Regions from separate parts of the Homo sapiens genome. Here regions 1 and 3 are each linked to region 2. Evidence: read pairs that join two places in POLR2A ChIA-PET (ENCODE). Cell type or tissue: CD4-positive, alpha-beta T cell. All regions are shown on one strand. Region 1 has its middle 10 kb from the start of CITED2. Region 2 has its middle 21 kb from the start of HECA. Region 3 overlaps HECA (hdc homolog, cell cycle regulator).

The links. ChIA-PET counts read pairs that join two places held together with the same protein. Peaks named below come from ENCODE experiments on the same cell type or tissue, not always from the same donor. Only the 100,000 strongest peaks of a DNase experiment are listed, where the experiment ranks them.
Region 1: POLR2A ChIA-PET joins it to region 2 with 6 read pairs; 8 of 35 experiments call an interaction of 5 or more read pairs at or near these places.
Region 3: POLR2A ChIA-PET joins it to region 2 with 6 read pairs; 9 of 35 experiments call an interaction of 5 or more read pairs at or near these places.

Annotation. Positions count from the first base shown.
Region 1 is chr6:139,362,200-139,366,199 of GRCh38, forward strand. No RefSeq gene overlaps it. Among named protein-coding and RNA genes, the nearest start is that of CITED2, 10 kb to the right of the region's middle. In CD4-positive, alpha-beta T cell, CTCF peaks have their summits at 2,359 (motif pointing left) and 2,578; a DNase peak (open chromatin) is centred at 2,362.
Region 2 is chr6:139,111,821-139,115,820 of GRCh38, forward strand. No RefSeq gene overlaps it. Among named protein-coding and RNA genes, the nearest start is that of HECA, 21 kb to the right of the region's middle. In CD4-positive, alpha-beta T cell, no CTCF peak of the experiment used is centred here; a DNase peak (open chromatin) is centred at 1,591; H3K27ac peaks cover 3,363 bases.
Region 3 is chr6:139,162,516-139,166,515 of GRCh38, forward strand. It overlaps HECA (hdc homolog, cell cycle regulator), which reads left to right. Exons shown (of 4, transcript NM_016217.3): 2 at 3,769-4,000. It also overlaps a transcript of TXLNB not described here. Among named protein-coding and RNA genes, the nearest start is that of HECA, 29 kb to the left of the region's middle. RefSeq lists an enhancer at 1,051-1,550. In CD4-positive, alpha-beta T cell, CTCF peaks have their summits at 1,836 and 2,045; a DNase peak (open chromatin) is centred at 1,666; H3K4me3 peaks cover 65 bases; H3K27ac peaks cover 1,772 bases.

The DNA of each region.
Region 1 (4,000 bases), 250 kb after region 2:
AGGCTGGAGTGCAGTGGTGCGATCCGGGCTCACTGCAAGCTCCGCCTCCCGGGTTCACGCCATTCTCCTGCCTCAGCCTCCTGAGTAGCTGGGACTACAGGCGCCCGCCACCACGCCCGGCTAATTTTTTGTATTTTTAGTAGAGATGAGGTTTCACCGTGTTATCCAGGATGGTCTTGATTTCCTGACCTCGTGATCTGCCCGCCTCGGCCTCCCAAAGTGCTGGGATTACAGGGGTGAGCCACCGTGCCGGGCCTTTACAGAGTTTGAAACACCCTTGGCAGTGCTCTGGGGAAAAGTTGATCAGGATTAAAGGGATAGGGCATGCCATGGGGAAAAGCTGGAGACGGCTTTCCATTTTAATTAGTGTGGCCATCTAGGAAGCAAATTCTCACAAAGACCTAAGGGAGGTTTAGGAAGGAAAGCACATTTTAGGCAGGCGGCAAGTTTGTTGAATGTGGTAACTAAGTAGCTTGGCTGGTGGTGAAGAAGAGGGAAGGAATGGAAGAAAGTTCTAGATTTCTGGTTTCAGTGTCTGGATGAATAGCAGTTCCATTAACCAGGAATCAGAACACAGGAAGTGAATGAGAGAGGATTGAATAAAGTCTTGGACATATTCTACTTCAATGTGTATCAGACGTCAGTGTGTGTGTGTGTGTGTGTGTGTGTGTGTCTGTGTGTGCACGTGCGTGTGTTCATTCAGTAGTAAGCAGAGATTGGGGAGGTCTGGGCTGGACATCTGGGTTTTGAAATGCTCAATTTCTAGGTGGTATCAGAGCCCTTTAGAAATAGATGAAATTGACTAGTGAGGTGAGGTAAGAAGTCTGGCAAACACCAATATTTAAGGTAGGAGCAAAGGGCCTCGTATAAGATTTTGAATAGCACTGGCTTGAGAGGTAGGAGAGACAGGAAAAAGGAATGATTTCAGGGTCAGAAAAAGATAGAGAAAGGCTTAGGGACCTTCAAATATCTTTCTGAATGATGCACAAAATCCTACCATTCAAAATTTCTTCCTTTAGTTTTAAATGCTCTCTCTCTCAAATTTCTCTATTAAGATATAAACGTCCCAGCAGGGCAGAAAATTGAGCCACTGATACCTGAGCAAATGAAAGGCAGGAGAACACTTCAAAAAGGGAAGGGGTTAAAAAGGGGAAGAAAGTGGAGTTGCTCCCTACAGAATGGCAGAAAATTTTTGCAATCTACCCATCTGACAAAGGGCTAATATCCAGAATCTACAAAGAACTTAAACAAATTTACAAGAAAAAAACAACCCCATCAAAAAGTGGGCAAAGGATATGAACAGACACTCCTCAAAAGAAGACATTTATGTAACAGCCAACAGACACATGAGAAAAATGCTCATCATCACTGGCCATCAGAGAAATGCAAATCAAAACCACAATGAGATACCATCTCACACCAGTTAGAATGGCGATCATTAAAAACTTAGGAAACAACAGATGCTGGAGAGGATGTGGAGAAATAGAAACACTTTTACACTGTTTGTGGGAGTGTAAACTAGTTCAACCATTGTGGAAGACAGTGTGGAGATTCATCAAGGATCTAGAACTAGAAATACCATTTGACCCAGTGATCCCATTACTGGGTATATACCCAAAGGATTATAAATCATGCTACTATAAAGACACTTGTACATGTATGTTTATTGTGGCACTATTCACAAGAGCAAAGACTTGGAACCAACCCAAATGTCCATCAATGATGGACTGGATTAAGAAAATGTGGCACATATACACCATGGAATACTATGCAGCCATAAAAAAGGATGAGTTCATGTCCTTTGTAGGGACATGGATGCGGCTGGAAACCATCATTCTCAGCAAACTATCACAAGGACAGGAAACCAAACACCGCATGTTCTCACTCATAGGTGGGAACTGAACAATGAGATCACTTGAACACAGGGCGGGGAACAGCACACCCCGGGGCCTGTCGTGGGGTGGGGGGTAGGGGGAGGGATAGCATTAGGAGAAATACCTAATGTAAATGATGAGTTAATGGGTGCAGCAAACCAACATGGCAGATGTATACCTATGTAGCAAATCTGCACGTTGTGCACATGTACTCTAGAACTTAAAGTATAATTTAAAAAAAAGAAAAAAAAAGTGGAGTTGCTCAAAGACATCTTTTGTCAATTTCCTATTTTTATTAGACTGTAGCGAGCAATGGTGCTTGGGCAGAGTGTATTTGGGTGACCTTGACATATTTTTAATTTTGAGGGTTAAAATAGGTCACATAGGATATTTTTTGTTTCAGTAATACAAACAGGAAATGGTAAGTGGGGATGGGGGCAAATTCTTTAAGGAAATGACAGTCCAGCAGCTCAGGAGAAAAGCGCAAATTTGAATTTACAGACCTTTAGCTCCATCTAGTGGTTAAGTGATGAAAGGAACAAATATTTTGTAACATTATCATGGTTCTTTAGCTACATTACTTTTACATGTCAGTCTATAATTATTTCCTGGATAGTTATGTATTATGATACACTTTTGTTTAACAATTTTCAACTAATCTATTAGTTGATCATCTAGCTAAATAATTGATTTCCCAAACTGGTGGAATGTGGTGTTGTAAAGTTGGGGAGGGAGAAATAGATAAATGGATATAGACAAATGCCTCTTAACTACTTGAAAACTCTTACGTATCTGCTTATTATAGTGTTCAACACATGCTAGCTTCCTCTGACTTAGCATTGTATATAGGATTGCCTCTCTGAGAAAGTAAATAATACTAACAGTTATGCTAATGATGACGATAATAATTGTGGCCCAGGAAAAGATGTTTGAAAGGAAGAGAGTTCAAATAGTTATGGTTTGTTATTTATGAGGTTGGAAAAGTGAAATTAATCTGTAAGAATATAAAACAGAACCTGAAATAAAGAATTGATCGAATTATTTTCAGTAAGTTACACACCATACACACACACACATAATTTAAACAACTGCATCAGCAAATTTGCAATGTCATGTTCTGGAAATATTTCCTAGGGTGGCAAGCTTTTTTGGCATTTGCTTGCAGGCTGATAAATCTCAGTAGCCAAAATTTGTGCTCATTATGGCAATGAAAGGGAATATTTACAGAGACGATTCCAATCTTTGGAAAGTTGACACAACTGGGTCAGGTCTATGGCACACCCACAGACTCACGGTGAGCTTGGAAAAACAATGGTAAGAATGATGGAACAGGTTTTGAGGTGGTCTTATAATATTGTACTCCATGTTTTCAGAGGAGGAGAAATGATAGGAACGGGCTTATGTTTTCTTCATGAGAATTTGAATACAAGATGTATTAATTAAACATCTTCATTTTACTGATGGAGAAACTTGAGTCAACAATGATTAAATTACACAGCTATTTGGTTGCAGAGTTAAGACTAGACCTATGTTTTTTATTCCTGATCTACTATTCTTTTCAGTAACTATTAATAGAAGAGTTCTCCATTTCCATAGAAGACCAAAGTAAGAGAATGTGAGTTTACATTTGCATCAAGAAACTTTGGATAAATTGAGGAAGATTAGTTAAGTGTAAAGTAACTAAATATTGTATTTCCTTTATTCTAACATGTACTTAAAAAAAATCTTAACATTATGAAATCAGCCTGAATCTTATAATCAATATTAAAACATAATCGCTGGCAGGCAGTTGGGCGAGTTGTAAAGCGGTCATATTTATGTGCCAGAATTTAGTAACTAACATTCTCATTTAATAGAGTATAGAATTGGGAGGGTAAGGCATTGGCTTAATTTCTGAAAGAAACTGTTTATTTCCAGCAAGAAGGAATTCAGTTAAGGAAAAAAAAACTGAAACCGCAATTTAAATCACTGATATTCTTTCATTTGACTTGAAGTGCTAACGAGGTCAAAATATTAAGAAGGGGTAAGCAGCTCACCATGAGGCTACTCATGCACTTTCAGGGGTCACACTTAATTTGGAGGAATTTTTATACCAAATTTGAAAAAGCGTAGACCCGAATCTTGTG
Region 2 (4,000 bases):
CAAAGGACATGTCTTACCCAGCCCATAGATTGAGAACCAAAACATCAAAATTTACTGGGCAAAAGATGTTTGGAATATTATTGTTATTATCATGAGGATTATTACTTTAGACAGGGTCTTGCTCTGTTGCCCAGGCTGGAGTGCAGTAAGATCACAGTTCACTGCAGCCTTGACCTTCCAGGCTCAAGAGATCTTCCCACCTCAGCCTCTCGGGTAGCTGGGACTACCGGTGTGTGCCACCATACCCGGCCAATTTTGTATTTTTTGTAGAGACAAAGTCTCACTATGTTACCCAGGCTGGTCTTGAACTCCTGCGTTCAAGCAATCTCCCACCTCGGCCTCCCAAAGTGATGGAATTACAGGCGTGAGCCATGGTGACTGGCATGAAGATAATTATTTAGAAAGCAAATTCAAGGGTCTCTTTTATTTGTAATAGCAGACCAAAGTGAGCCTGCAGGTCACTGGAATAGTCATGATAGAGTGAACATGCCTGGGCTCTGAAGTCATGAGACTCCCTCAACTTCAACTCCTGGGATTGTCAGGCATGTCTCAACTCTTCCTCTTTAAGCCAGTTTCCTTATTTTCAAAAATGCAGAGAGTAATGCCTCGAGGCTTGTTTTAAGGATTAAATTGGGTAAATATTTATGAAAGTGGGTGACATATAGTTAAATTTTTTAACAGCTGTAAAATGGTGAGAACCTTCTTTCACTGACTTTAAAAGGTAAAGAGAAAAATAACTATTTTGCATTTGAATAGGTGTTTATTATTCTGTCAGCTGTAATGATTTTTAAATATCTCAAAATTTCTCAGTATAACCCGGCTCGACCCGGCCGTTTGGATTCAAAAGTGTTTCTGGCATGCTTCCTAGAGCTTACATTCTATATTCTTTGAAGCATCTGAAAGAAATATAAGCTCCATTGTTGTCCAGAAGGAATTTAGCCTATTAGTCACCTATAAAAGTACGAATCTATAATGTTTACAATATAACCCTTTCAAAAATTTGTTTAGAGGAAGAAGAAAAACCCCAAAGCAGATAGAAGACATGGTGATTTATCCATCACCAATGAAGAAGGAGAGTTAGAAATGCGGTGAGAGACTGGGCACGGTGGCTCATGCCTATAATCTCAGCACTTTGGGAGGCCAAGGTGAGTGGATCACCTGAGGTCAGGAGTTCGAGACGAGCCTGACCAACATGGTGAAACTCCGTTTCTACTAAGAATATATAATTAGCCAGGTGTGGTGGTGCATACCTATAATCCCAGCTACTTGGGAGGCTGAGGCAGGAGAATTGCTTGAACCTGGGAGGCAGAGGTTGTGGTGAGCCGAGATCGTGCCACTGCAACTCCAGCCTGGGAAAAAAGAGTGAAACTCCATCTCAAAAAAAAAAAAAAACAAAGAAATGCAGTGACAGTAGAGGCCTCAAGGCCCCAGGGAGCTTAATGCTTGTGTGTGTGTGTGTGTGTGTGTGTGTGTGTGTGTGTGTGTTGTGCATGTTCCTGATGATCTTTCTGTTTGAGCCACGAAGAAATCAACCACTTTTCTGTTTTGCCCCCAGGATAAATACCAGAACAGCCTATCAGAGGTAGAAAAACAAGAGAAGATAAGATCTTAACTATCATAATGAGGACAGGCACTTGCTTTTAACCTCAGAAGCAGGGGAAGTGGTAGAGTTTGAGTGTTACTTGCAGAATCCAAAGCTCTACCAAGGCTGGAACAATGCAGATGTCTACTGAGACCTCTGATTATAAGTGACAATTTCAACATCAAGTTTTTTGGACTGGAAAGTAAATTCTATCCAATAATATATTTTGGGGAAAAATTATTCCCCAAAAAGTCTCCTACGTCTCCTACTCCCAAAACTTTTAACCTCCTTGAGCTTAGGCTGGGGAGATTCCAGAAATTAGATGAACATACAAAATTAAATGATGAGAAAGTATTGCATTGTACTTAAGTGTTACAGGTCTTTAAATCTTAATATATACGCTTAACTCTGAATATACCTTAAATATAAGTTATAATAATGACCTATGCTATTTACTTAGACCCAAAAAGAATTGTTGGATTTAAAAGTATGTACTTATTTCACCTCTCTTAATTCCCTACTCTTTGGACCTAGGATATCTTAAACCATCACCCTATCTAACCTAGGCAACCTAAGCCTGCCCCCAAAATTAGAATACAGCATCTTCCAAATAGCAAAGCCATGATCAATGGACAGAAATTATAGAAATGCAAGATTCATCTCAACCTAAAAAGGAAGTTTCTGGGAACCAAAAACGTCCAATAATATAGTAGGCTGCCTTACAGAGTGCTTAGCTCACTGTTGTAGGAGGAGCTCAAGCTATGTCTAAATGATCAGGTTAAGTCAGGAGTCAAGCTAAGACTAAATGTCCATCTGCTTGGGATATTGTGGAAGGAATTCCAGTGCTTGATGAAAGGTTGAATTGCAAGGTCTCTTCCCAATATAAAATTATATGACTTTGAATAAAATAAATCTGACACTGAATACTTTGGTTGGTGTCACATTTCTGACTTTAGATAATTCAGCTCATCAAGAATAAAGAGTATGGCTTATTTTTACACTGGAGCCCATCACATTTTATTGGGGGTCCCTTAGACTGACTGTTAGTAACTTTCAAAAACTGAAATATTAACTAGTTTATGGTTTTGGATTCCATTTACATATGTTTCCCTGGCCCCTCCTTACCTCTTACCTGCCAATGTGTTCTTCTGTTTCATGTTTTACCTATTCATTATGTCAATTATACCTGATTACAGGGTACTTTCATGGAAGATTGATTTCCATTGCAGACCTGAGTGAAATCACATATATCATTTCCACCCATAACCTTTGCGGCTGGAAGTCCTGTGCTCTGTATATGCCTCAAACATAAGGATGGTCCTAAAAGGGTCTGTCATTAGTCCTTTGAATGAAAAATACATTGCATAAAACATAATTTATTTCTTTTAACTCATTAGGAGCCATTTAAAAGTTGACAGCAAAGTTTATTCCTTACCAAAAAAGGGGAGGCTGCAGATAAAATGGTGTTCTCCCCATCAGCACCCGGATGTTGCACATGTAGGGATAACAGCTGGCACGGGGATATTAATAGGCAGCCATTGTTTTTGCACCTGGCTGGGGATGACAGTCTGAGACTATAACCAGTGCAGCTGCGGAGGTTCTTGTCAGATTTTTCTGAGCCATAGAAATGAGGAAACAATCATTTTAGATCTATGACATACTAGCCTTCATGAAATACCTCAGGTATTAAAGAAGGATAAATGAAGTAAAGAGTAAAATATGATTATTTTGAACAGTCTCCAAACTATTTAGTGCACTTTTCTATTATCTTAAGAATAAAGAACATTGATTCTAAAGGAAAACAAAATAGAAGAGGTATTTGAGTAAGAGAAAAATATGGCACTAAACATTGGTATTTGGATATGTGTAAACGTTGTGTGACTTAAGTTCTTAGAAGGTACAACTGAGACACTCATTCCAAAGAAAATAAGGATCTGTTTTTGGAAAAATAAAGGGTATAAAAAAGTTTATTTTGAAAAGGAATAAAATTAGACTTGTTGTGAAGGTCTATTATATACCCCACATAAAAAGACACTACCGAATTTCTTCCACTCCCTTCCCTTCCCTCCCCTTCCATTCTGTTCCTTTCTGTGTCCTTCTGGTTCCCTTTTCCTTCCCTTTATCCTTTTTTTCTCCTTTGCTTTCACAAAGATTTCCTAAAACACTTAAAATCTTTGTATAAGGTCATCTCAAATCTATAAAGGTGAAAAAAAGGCAGCTCTTACACAGCACTTGCTGCACTAAGGGATATGGCATCTTCATAAATTATTCAAATATAAGCTGGAATGGGCACAACAGGGTAAGTGAAGTAGAGAATAGTGTCATGGGTAATGAGAGGTAGAGACAGCATTCTGCCAGAAGCCAGGGAAGGTCGCATCAGGGAACTGGCAATGGAAACGGAACAGAGGGCAGTCTACT
Region 3 (4,000 bases), 51 kb after region 2:
CAGAGTCTGAACTGTGAATTGCTGTCAGTGGCTGAATGGGATTTGGACAAATGAAGATTAAGGGGAAACCACGGTGATCAAATATTAATACATAGAGGTAGACAAATTGGTTTAGGGCCATTTTGCCAAGGCCCTGGAATCCCACACCTGAAGGGGATAATTGTAACATATGACAGAACTAATATTTGTATAGGCTTTATGGGTCCACATTGCCACCACCCTCTGCTGATTGATTTGGTGGAATGTTGTGTCTGTGGTTCAGTGTGCAGGGATAAGGTTGGGAAGGTTGTTGAGTAGAGGAGTCACATGGTTTGTTCCCTCTCATATGTCTTTAAGCTGTCGTGAGGTTTTGGCCTGTATTCCCTGAGCTCATGAACATGGTGTTAAGGCTCAGCCTCTGCTGTCTTCTGTACCCTGCCCATGCTCTTTCCCTGCCCTACAGTTACCCTCTGGAAAGAGTTTCCTGGAGTCTCCCTGTTTCTGCCTTTTCACCTCACTGTCTACCTCTGACCTGCCCTCCATCATTCCCGCTGGAGCTGTTCTCCGTGAGGAGACAGTGCCTGGCTCACTGCTCATTTTGGCTGGGACTTTTCAGGTTTATTGCATCCAGTGAATTCTTAACTCGGGGTGATTTTACCCCCTAGGGGATACCTGGCAGTGCCTGGAGACATTGAGTGGGGCTGGCCTCTACGGGATGGACAGTGAGGTTGCTGCTAGCTGCTAGACATCTTACAGGATGGCTCCCACAACAGAGATCCAGCCCAAATGTCTGTAGTGCAGAGGTGGAGAAGCACCGATGTTACCTGGTGCTCTGGGACATTTTGCAGTTCTCCATTCTTTTTTTTTTTTTTTTTTTTTAAAGGGAGTCTCACTGTGCCACTCAGGCTGGTGTGCAGTGGCACAATCTCTACTCACTACAACCTTCGTCTTCCAATTCAAGTGATACTCCCACCTCAGCCTCCCGAGTAGCTGGGATTACAGGTGTGCGCCACTACACCCAGCTAATTTTTGTATTTTTAGTAGAGATGGGGTTTCATCATGTTGGCCAGGCTAGTATCGAACTCCTGACCTCAGGTGATCCACCCGCCACGGCCTTCGAAAGTGCTGGGATTACAGGCGTGAGCCACTGCGCTGTCCCCTGACTGCCTGGACATAATTCTCTCCTGACTTGTTTTTCAGTAAATTCTGAGTTCATTTCTTACCAATCTCTGCAGGGGAATCTTCTCCTCCAGCCTTGGTTCCAGTCCTTGCATCCCAGGATTCTTTTCCTGGCCTCTGGTCTCTGCCCACTCCTCCCGTTTTTCTTGGGCATCTCATTAGTCCTAGGGATTTGACCTTCATCTGTGGGTGAGTGACTCCACATCTGTATTCACAGCTCTAGCTCTCTTGAGCTCCAGTCAAATTCATGTCTCCTCCACCTCAGTGGTACACAGGCACTTCTAAATCAGTGGGTCCTAAATAGGGCAGCCCTAAGTCTTTTTCCATCTTCCCTGTCCTGCTGTTCCCACATTGCTGTCCGTCAGCATGGACTCTCACACACACACACACACAAACACACACACACACTCTCTCTCTCTCTCTCTCTGAGCATCTTCTCACACTGCTCCTGAAGCACAGGCACTCCTTATTTCTCAACCCACAGCACCCTCCCTCTGGCCTCCTTACTTCCAGTCCCGTGCCCCACGCTGCCACCAGGGGAGCTTTCTAGAGCAGAACTCTGAGCCTGGGAGTCTGCCTTTAGCTTCTGTCATCTATACACATAATCTAAACTGCTTCATGACCAAGCCCAGTGGTTCCCAATTGGGAGAGTAGTATTTCCCTCCAAAGGGGCCCTTTGAAAGTGTTATGAACATTGGGGGTATCATGATGGGGAAGGTGGGGTGGGTGGGCTACAGATACTGAGTGCTCAGGCCTAGTGATGTTTGCTTCCTGTAGTGTGCTGGACTGGGCTGTCCAGTGCATTACAGGAAGAGAATTGTCCAGATGCCAGTAGTGCCCTCATTAAGAATTGGCGATGTAGTTTTTAGCTTCTGCCTAGAGGATGAGGAGAGAAATGCTGAGCACTGGTCCTGGAGAGTACTTATTTTGGGGATTGGGAGGCAAAAGAACTGCATGGTATAAAATCCTACGGAAATGCAAGCAAGAATGTAAGGGAGTGATGAATTGTATTGAAAATTGTAGAAATGCCAAGACACAAGTGGGGAAGGCTGTTAGTTGTGTGACTCCCTGAAGCACCCTTGTCATCCCAGCCTGTAAGCCACACTAACCTCCCCCCCACCGCCCCCCACCGCTCATACAACCGGCAGCCACTCTTTTGGGCCTGTGGCAACAGGTTTCCTTCCTTGGTCCTGCACTATGAGACTCTCAGTCTCCCAGTTTGGCCCCACATTTGGTCAGTTTTGCCATCTCTACATTAGCCCCTTCCACCTCTGGCCACCTTATTACACAGCTTCTTTTGTAAATAAAAATATCCCAAGCTGTGTCACAGTCAGCTAACGACAAGAACAGCAGCAACAACATTAATGATCCTTTATGTGCCAGGTACTGTGCTAAACTCTTTATAAGCATTTCTTATTTAATCTTCAAAAAATCTCTATAAGGTAGCTACTACAATTATGCCCATTTATGGTTGAGGAAATGGAAGATTAAACAGATGAAATAACCAGTTCACTTTTACACGGCTAGTATCCCATGGAACCAGGACTTATACATACATGTCCTTTTATTTCTCATTTTAAAAAAACAGATTTTATTTTTTAGAGCAGATTTAAGTTCACAGAAAAACTGGAGGTATAGAGTGTTCCCATATACCTCCTGCCCTCCTCCAGCCTCCCCCACTGTGAATACAGAATGGTACATATGTTACAATTGATGAACCTACATTTACACATCATTGTCATTTAATTTCATAGTTGACATTAGGGTTCCCTTTTGGTATTGTACATCCTGTGGATTTTGACAAATGTATAATGACGTGTATCTGCCATTATAGTATCACGGGAATAGATTCACTTCCCTAAAAATCCTCTGTGCTTCACCTGCTCATCCCCCACCCCCTGTGGCAACCACTTTTTTTTTTTTTTTTTACTGACTCTATCATGTCTTTTTGACATTTTAGAAATAAATTCTAAGCTCAGATGTTCAGTTATCATTGAATAGCTGTAAGGAATCAGTGGAGTTCCCATATCCATGAATCATGTTTATTTCTTAAGAATTGGGTTAGCGGATTCTACTTTCTGTCACCATGTTTTCTGTCCTTTCTGGGAACCGGCTTGGCTGTTTGCACAGTGTGGGACATGTGTGGGACATGTACTTAAGATAGAGTACAACTATGTTGTTCCCACTTCCTGTCCTGGTAGCTTTGGAAGAATTCTGGTTTTTTCCTTCACAGCCTGGCTTTGTAATTTTGTGTAGACCAACAATTAGTTTGATTCAATATCCCTGCCATTGGGTGTCAGACCACCTTAGACGAGAAATCGGTATGAGACCGTCTATGTTCCAGCGGCTTTCTGGTATTCAGGACAACCTAAAGCTCAGGATGAAGGGCGTTGAAGGTCCTTTTTAGAGATTCCACCAGACTGGTTGGTTAAGTAGCTTCATCATATTATTCCCTGGTTCACTGGAGTGATTCATCTTTAAAGGAACCCTGGAACTGCCTTTCATTATATTCATGTCTTAGAAAAACCTTATACCATACTGTTGCAAGTACAGGTTGAGTACCCCTAATCCAAAAATCTGAAATCTGTTCTCTCTTTATTCCTCCCCCAGAAGCCCCATGTGCCACTCCCCTGATCTGCAGCTTCGGTAGGCCGGTGGACCTGGAGAAGGACGACTACCAGAAGGTGGTGTGCAACAACGAGCACTGCCCCTGCAGCACCTGGATGCACCTGCAGTGCTTCTACGAGTGGGAGAGCAGCATCCTCGTCCAGTTCAACTGCATCGGCCGCGCGCGCAGCTGGAACGAGAAGCAATGCCGCCAGAACATGTGGACAAAGAAGGG